Regions from separate parts of the Homo sapiens genome. Here regions 2 and 3 are each linked to region 1. A link is an interaction called in ENCODE POLR2A ChIA-PET data of the cell type or tissue named here. Cell type or tissue: HepG2. All regions are shown on one strand.

The links. ChIA-PET counts read pairs that join two places held together with the same protein. Peaks named below come from ENCODE experiments on the same cell type or tissue, not always from the same donor. Only the 100,000 strongest peaks of a DNase experiment are listed, where the experiment ranks them.
Region 2: POLR2A ChIA-PET joins it to region 1 with 29 read pairs; 14 of 35 experiments call an interaction of 5 or more read pairs at or near these places.
Region 3: POLR2A ChIA-PET joins it to region 1 with 16 read pairs; 12 of 35 experiments call an interaction of 5 or more read pairs at or near these places.

What each region holds. Positions count from the first base shown.
Region 1 is chr17:72,682,620-72,685,119 of GRCh38, forward strand. The region is part of intron 7 of SLC39A11 (solute carrier family 39 member 11); the gene reads right to left. Among named protein-coding and RNA genes, the nearest start is that of LINC00511, 43 kb to the left of the region's middle. In HepG2, no CTCF peak of the experiment used is centred here; DNase peaks (open chromatin) are centred at 162, 1,462 and 2,132; H3K4me3 peaks cover 1,127 bases.
Region 2 is chr17:72,579,459-72,581,958 of GRCh38, forward strand. All of the region lies in intron 1 of LINC00673 (long intergenic non-protein coding RNA 673), which reads right to left. Among named protein-coding and RNA genes, the nearest start is that of LINC00673, 12 kb to the right of the region's middle. In HepG2, no CTCF peak of the experiment used is centred here; a DNase peak (open chromatin) is centred at 1,283.
Region 3 is chr17:72,603,198-72,605,697 of GRCh38, forward strand. It overlaps LINC00511 (long intergenic non-protein coding RNA 511), which reads right to left. Exons shown (of 5, transcript NR_033876.1): 4 at 1-611. Among named protein-coding and RNA genes, the nearest start is that of LINC00673, 12 kb to the left of the region's middle. RefSeq lists an enhancer at 1-607. In HepG2, no CTCF peak of the experiment used is centred here; a DNase peak (open chromatin) is centred at 1,514; H3K4me3 peaks cover 417 bases.

The DNA.
Region 1 (2,500 bases):
CCCAGCTGGACTATGAGAAACTCACTGACCCCCACAAAAAAAACTTTTCATGGTCTCTTTTAGCTCCAAGCCTCCATGATTTCTGTGGGAGGCTGTCCTGTAACCATCAGCTCTTCACCTCCAATCATGAAGTGGTTTCCACTGTAAAGGAAGCTGCTGATTCACGTGGAGACTCTACTATCTTCTTATCAGTCCTTTATTTATATAACTGTCTGACTTATGAGTCAATCTTTAGGACAGGATAAAAGTTCACATCTTCTCCCATCTGAATAATCTAAGACCTAGAACATTATCTTGAGGCACCCATTTTGTCAACAAACAAACAAAAAACAAAAATGCCAGCAAACCAAAGAAAAATGGAAACTGTCCACTTGCACCTCTTTTGAGTCCTCCTGCAAACTGGCATCTACAAGAGGAACTGTCACTCACAGCACCTTTACTGTCATGTGGCAAGGTATCAGTGGCTTCTGAAGGTGCTGCTTCATGCAGAATGTTTTGGGTGCCCCCTACATTCTAATTTACTACAGGTAACTGTTGGTAAAAGGCCCACTCAGACTTTCCCATGTAGCTGGTTCTCAATAGATCCTCTATGGAAGGAAAGAAGGAAGGATGAACCGAAAAATGGATAAAGTATACACCCCCATGGAAGAAGGAAGAAATAGATCCAATGTCATGATTTGCATTGGTTTTGCTGCCCCATTTCCTTGAGACTAATTTTTTTTTTTTTTTTTTTGGATACACGGTCTCGCCATCTCCTATAGGCTAGAGTGCAGTGGCACAGTCACGGCTCACTGCAGCCTCAACCTCTCGTGCTCAAGGGATCCTCCCACCTCAGCCCCTAGGGTAGCTGGGACTACATGCACACACCACCACACCTGGCTAATTTTTAAATTTTTTGTAGAGCCAGGGGTCTCACTATATTGCCCAGGCTGGTCTCGGACTCCTAGGCTCAAGTGATCCTCCCGCCTCTGCTTCCCAAAGTGCTGGTGTGAGCCACTGCGCCTGGCCTGAGGCTGATTCTGGCAGTAGTGAGGTCAACAGGGGATTACACACCCAATACTTGTGCCATAAAAGCTCCAACCAAGAGTCAAAGGGTTGATCTCGTAGAAAACTCTTTAGCTAAAGACAGAGCCAAAAAACCAAAGTGCAGCTCAAAGTCAGATGTGCTCTTAGACAGGTCCCCCGAGAGAGCTGGGAATCCTGGGACTCCATCACTTACATTTTCCTAGAGAAGTCTAAGCCCCTGGGTTCCTTTGGCAGTCTGGCAGCTTGGGGCTCTTCCCAGGCTGTTTTTGAAAGGGGGGAATCACCCTGCCTGACCCTTTTCCAACACTACCCATCTGACTCCTGCTAGTGGAGGGGCTCTTTAAGTCCCAGGGGAAGGGCTATTCAAGTGCTTAGAAGATTTTGCAATCAAACTTTCAAGGGTAAATATTTGCAGTGACTCACCAGAGAGGTTTTTCTGCTCTCCTTCTGGCCCCTGGGGAGCCACAGGGCTCTTTCCCCAGGTCTGTTAGCAGTTTACGATGATTATCCGTAGGCTCCCTGGACAGCTCATGAGTCAAGAGACTGGGTTCCCGTAACCCACTCCCTTGCCCGGAGGCACCTGGGCTCACCATACCAGAGGTCAGCAGCACATTTACAGCACCATAGCCTAGTAAAGTCAATGGTACAAGTGTCCAGCTTGTGGCCTGGAGGCTTTGCCCAGGCTCGTGGGACAGGCAGACAATTTACAAGGTAAGTAACACATCATAAAATTGAGCAGCAAACACTAATGAGCCTACAAGCCAGGACAGAGGACCTTTCTCTCCGACCAGGGAAACTGACACAGCCACTGTCCCAGGTTTGGGCAGGCGTGCCCTGCTAGCACCGACCACAGTGACCAAGGATAACGCATCGTGCTTTCCTCTAGACCCCAAGAAGCAACTGTAAACCTTGGGAGGCTTTCAAGAGACTCCCCAGATCAAGGGACCTTAACACTGTCCCCAAACTCTATTTGGCAGCTGGTTTATCGCGGCCACCACTATCATCCACCCCCATGATTATGACTTTGGTGAGTCTCTCTCCTGCTTCAAATCACAGATGTGGTCCCTGACTGAGGCTCACTCTGTTTGCAGAAGGGGACTACGGTGTCATCAGAGAGCTGGGGAGTGGAGGGGTGAGCTTCCTCAGAGTGTAGCTACAAGAGAAAGCATTTGGCTCTGCATTTGTTGGTGCTCTGTGTGGGTGCCCAATGGCTTGAAGTTGTCAGCATATCTGGGCACACAAGTTTGTCTCAGGCCCCCCGGGGGTTCTGATGACACGTTAAGCTCATAGGCCATGTGGCAATCATCCTGCAGAACTTTTGGTTCCGTCTGATCCCAGCTGAACCAATTCAGAATGGGCCAGACACAAGATACAAATGGTGCTGAGCAGGGAAATGATCATCGATTCAACTCCACTGAGTAGATGTTCGTCCATTTAGTTGGTAACAATTTATTAAGCATTCCTACATGCCAAG
Region 2 (2,500 bases), 100 kb before region 1:
GCGTGCCCTGACTTCAGCATCCTTCATGGGATTTCAACAATAGGGGAATCCGTGATGCTGACGCATGCTTTGGACATGCACATCTCCTAAGCAAATACAGTCAGGACAGTACTGTGGGCAAACGTACTGGTTTTAAGGACGAACATCACTTCTAGCTCTCCAAACCAGATTTAACGTCTGCAGAGAGAAACCTGAGGACAGCAAGAGAGAAGAGGCAGAGCTGGAGGAAAAGCCCAGAACCTGGCAGCACTGAATGAGAGTTTCTCATCAGGGAAAACTGGTCAACCAACCTCTCAGCTGATCTTAGTATTAATGACCTTAACATTGACTTTACTGTCCCATCTGTAGGGAAGGGAGGAGTCTATTTCCAGCTACACTCCTGAAAGGATGTATGTCTCACCTCTATGAGCAGAGGGAAGGAGAAGCACTGTTTTAAAGCTGTCAGTGGGTTACTAGGAGGAAGAAGTGAAGGATGAATCATAGCGATAGAAGTATTATGAGGCCAGGCTCATGCCTATGACTCCAGCACTTTGGGAGGTGGAGGCTGGAGGATCGTTTGAGCCCAGGAGTTCACGAACCAGCCTGGGTAACACAGGGAGACCTTGTCTCTACAAAAAAATCAAAAAATTAGCCAGATGTGGTAGTGCATGCCTATAGTCCCAGCCACTCAGGAGGCTGAGAAAGGAGGATTGCTTGAGCCCCAGAGGTTGAAGCTGCAGTGAGCCACAATCAAGCCACTGTACTCCAGCCTGGGTGACAGAGTAAGACTCTGTCTCTAAATAAATATATAATGTGAAAACCATTTGATTTGTGACTTCTAGCACTTTCCAAGAGAAACAGGATCCAGCTTGCAGCTAAAGCCTGGATGGATGCAGTCACGTGTCCAGTTGGAAGCAGATCAAGTTCCAGCTCCACCTCAGACCAGCACGGTAACTTTGGACAACTGACATAAGCTCTGGGAGCCTCAGCATCCTTGTCTGTTAAATGGGGGCAACAGTAACTACACTTCCACAGGACATACGGCACCTTTAATACATGATACCTACCCCCTCTCCTCCCACTTCATCACCTATCAAAAAAGGCTATTCATACTCAAGCTTTAGGTAGAAAAAAATCTGTCGCCATGACAATAAGATTTTTTTCTGACAATGGCAAACGAGGACAGCTGGGAGCACCTGCCAGGGCCGCATGGCTTCCTTTCAAAGCTCACACAACCCATGAGCGTGAGTCACTGCTCCTCAAACAAAGCCTACCTGTGTAATGTGTGAACAAAGTAAGCAAAACAGAGTCTCCCACCTTGAGCTCAACAGCCTGGAGATCAAAGCTGTCTCTCGAACATGGAGCACCCAGAAGATCTGCTTCCAAGTTGGCACATGAATGTGTGAACACAATGGAGCCCTCTACATAAATCCACTTGTGTGGCTGCTTCTGGACGAGCTCTCTGTCTGGCCTCCCTGTATTCTCAGTCTTCCCCACTGGGCTGCCAAACACAGGAGCCTTGTGAGAAGTCTGCACAAATCCATTGCCTCTAGCTCACATCGTCAGGCTTTTCATACCAGGAGAAGAACAGAACTTGCCTCCCAAGGTAGACTGGGAGCAACACCATTGGCCTAGAGATGCTCAGAGCTAGGGAACGTGTTGCCCTTTCTTTGATGAAATCTCAGGCAGCAGGTGGCATTCTAGCATCCAGTGTTTATTCCAGTAACAACTCTTCGTGCAGGTCAATGAGAACCCAGTCATGGGTGATCAACTACAAGTTTGGATTTAGTGACCCAGGAGCCAAATCGCCAGCTCCCTGATGGAACAAGATGATGTCCCATGCAAAAACAGACTCTCGGGTTTAGAGATTCAAAGGAGGAAAGAACTTTTGAGGTCCCTTCATTTGTCAACTTTTGCTAAGCATTAATATGCCCCCCACACCCTCCTAGGATACCAGGTATACAGAGGTAAGCAAAACTAATTCCCCGCCCCCGCAAGCACACATTCTGGTTTATTATCCCAGGAGTCCAATTCATTCATCGTGAACAATTGGTGGTATTGCCCTGCATGTACCTGTGCTTCCTAAGGGCGCTAATTTCCATTTGCAGAATCTTGGTGGCTCTGGGGAACCTCACAACAGAGTCAGATGTGAAGCACATGACCAGGGGAGAGTCAATCAATGTGTCCCCCCGCACCCAAGCTACTGGCCAGAGGTGTGGGTCTAGGGGTGAGCATTACTGCACGGTCAGCTCTCAGGAAGGCCACCACAAAGCCATTCTCTCCCTCTAGATCTATAGAGTCAGGAGGCCTGCCCACATGAGAAAAGTAAACTTGAGAATGAAACTTTATACAGAAGGGGAGACAATGAAAAGAGAGAGAGAGACCGAGCCAACAAATCACCCCAAAAGCACAACCCCCACACTTCTTAGTTATGTGAACAACCAAAACATCCATTGTTTTAAGCTGGATACAGTTGGTTTCTCTGTAACCTCCAACTAAAAGTGACCAATAGGAATTGGGC
Region 3 (2,500 bases), 79 kb before region 1:
AATGCCTCGGCCCCACCCCACTCCTACTACCCCCTGTGAGGAGGAGGCACAGGCGGGCACTGCCCTCGGAACACTAAAGCTTTGTTTCCTGGAGGTTCTGAAATCAGCCTCCTCACGTACCTCACCCAACACCAAACGTTCTGTCTCCACTTCCTCCTCCACCAAGGACTTTGGGGGGCTTGAAGGAGAATGAGGGAGAGCGGCAGAAAGGATGGCTAGCTAGTAAAGCCCCACATGCCTGCTCAGGCCTGTTCAAGCCCAGTGAGGTATATGTGGGTTCAGAACTGATTACACTTCCCCATCTTACAGATGAGAAAATGGGCTTAGAGAAACTGAAGAATTCGACCCGGGTCACATGGTGGGTAGATGCTGAACAGGCTTTGAACTCTGGTAATTCCAAGGGCACAAGCTGTGTATTTTTTCCTGTAACATCACCTGTCTCCTTGCCAGCTGGGCTGGAGAGATGGCTCTCTGTTGAAGAAAGAGAAGACTCAGATTCAAGTTCAGGGTCAGCCCTTAATTAGAGTGTGGGTTTCCTGTGGGAAAATGGGGGTTGGCCCCATGTACAAGTCTCCGATGAGGTCATACGCCGTAAGTCTGTTCCATGGGCTCTGTAGAAAAAACACAGCTGATGAAAAAAATAACAAACCATCACATTGTTATTCATTTATTCATTCACTCATTCAATGAAAGGTTTATTGAGAGGCTTCTAGGTGTCAGGCCCAGGGCAGGGAGAGATAATAAGGATCTGATCCTTCAGCCTAGAAGTGAAAGGCACATTCTTAAGAAATCTATCCAACCCTTCATTTTACAGAGGTAGAAAGTGAAGCCCAGAGAGGGAAAGCAACTCACCCAAGGTCACACAGCGAGGCAGCAGCAACCACCAAGACCTAGGGTAGCCTGCCTGACAGTGGGCCTATCAGCAGCCCAGGCTATCCAAAGAAGGTAGGACATGTCATTCAGTTCAACCTAATAGACCTGTTCTAAATCAACTAAGCCAGGAAGCCAAAACCTGCTTATGGGGCCCTACTGCGGGTCTCCCTGGGGAGAGGAATCAGCCACTGAGCTTTTGACAGAAATCAGCCACCCTGCAGGAGATGTCCTACAGAGATGACCAGCCCAATTTGTTGCTGAAGCCCTCACTTTAGTGAGCCCAGTTCCTAAGCCCAGCACTAAAGATAACACACCTCCCTCCATACTAAGTCCCTGTCAATATTCATCCAGCATCTAAAGTTCTGGTGCCAGAAGCTGCACCTCCACAGATCTTCAAGCTAATCTGTCCTAGCCCAGGTGAGATTTTGCATCCGAAGAAAATAAGACTTTAGTCAGATTACCCAGGAATAGGACCTGATGGGTATCCCAGGGACTAACCCTCTCGCCCTGCAGATCACTGCCTGACCCCTCCACCTGGCTGACATGTCCCTGGGTAGAGAGCTCTTCTGGTAGAGAAGCACAGACGGTTCCGGGAAGCAGGAAATGTCAGGGTCATGGCCGGTGCTAGAAGAGTTGCCTTCTGTCCTTGAAAGCTGAGGTTAAGCCACATCCGATGACCTCAGAGGACATGGCAGGTGAGCATAGGACCGTAGCATGGCAGAAACCCAGCCACCTGCCAGGGCGAGGCCTGCACCCTCGGGGAGCCACTGTAAACATCTGCCCCTCCGCATCACGCAACTTACCAGAGACGAGGCTTAAACACAAGCCTTCATTTTCTCATTAATAAATCCAGTGGTTTCCCTTGGAGAGACTGCCGCTAGCCACTAAATAAACCAAAAAGAAAACTCTCTGGAAAGGCAAACAGGTTTTCAGGCCAATTCTGATCCATCTCAGCAAAGAAGTGGTCTTTGATGCCTCTAAAGCTTTTTGTCTTGGACAACCGGCAGTGGAGCTCAAGGACTCGGGGCTCCATACCTGACTAAGAGATTTTGTCTCTAAGGAGCCACAGGCTGGAAAGCACAGGTTGTTTTGTTTCTCCCAACACCAGCGGGCTCTGAGGAAGACGGAGTCTGCATGAGATTTAGAAAGGTTGAGTAAAAAGACACAGGGAGAGGCCGGGCGGGGTGGCTCACCCCTGTAATCCCAGCACTTTGGGAGGCTGAGGCAGGTGGATCACTTGAGGTCAGGAGTTCAAAACCAGCCTGGCCAACATGGTGAAACCTCATCTTTACTAAAAATACAAAAATTAGCCATGTGTGGTGGTGGGTGCCTGTAATTCCAGCTACTCGGGAGGCTGAGGCAGGAGAATCTCTTGGGCCCGGGAGGCTGAGGTTGCAGTGAGCTGGGATCGCACCACTGCACTCCAGCCTGGGTGACAGAGTAAGACTCCGTCTCAAAAAAAAAAAAAAAAAAAAGACACAGGGAGGGAGTAAAGGAGGCAGAAAAGACCATAAGACCATTACTGCTTCTCAAATGTACCAATGAGGCATCACTTCTGCCTGGGACACCCTCCTGTGCCCAGGAGCTTTGCATGTCTGGCTCACTCCTACCACTTGGTTCTCTGCCC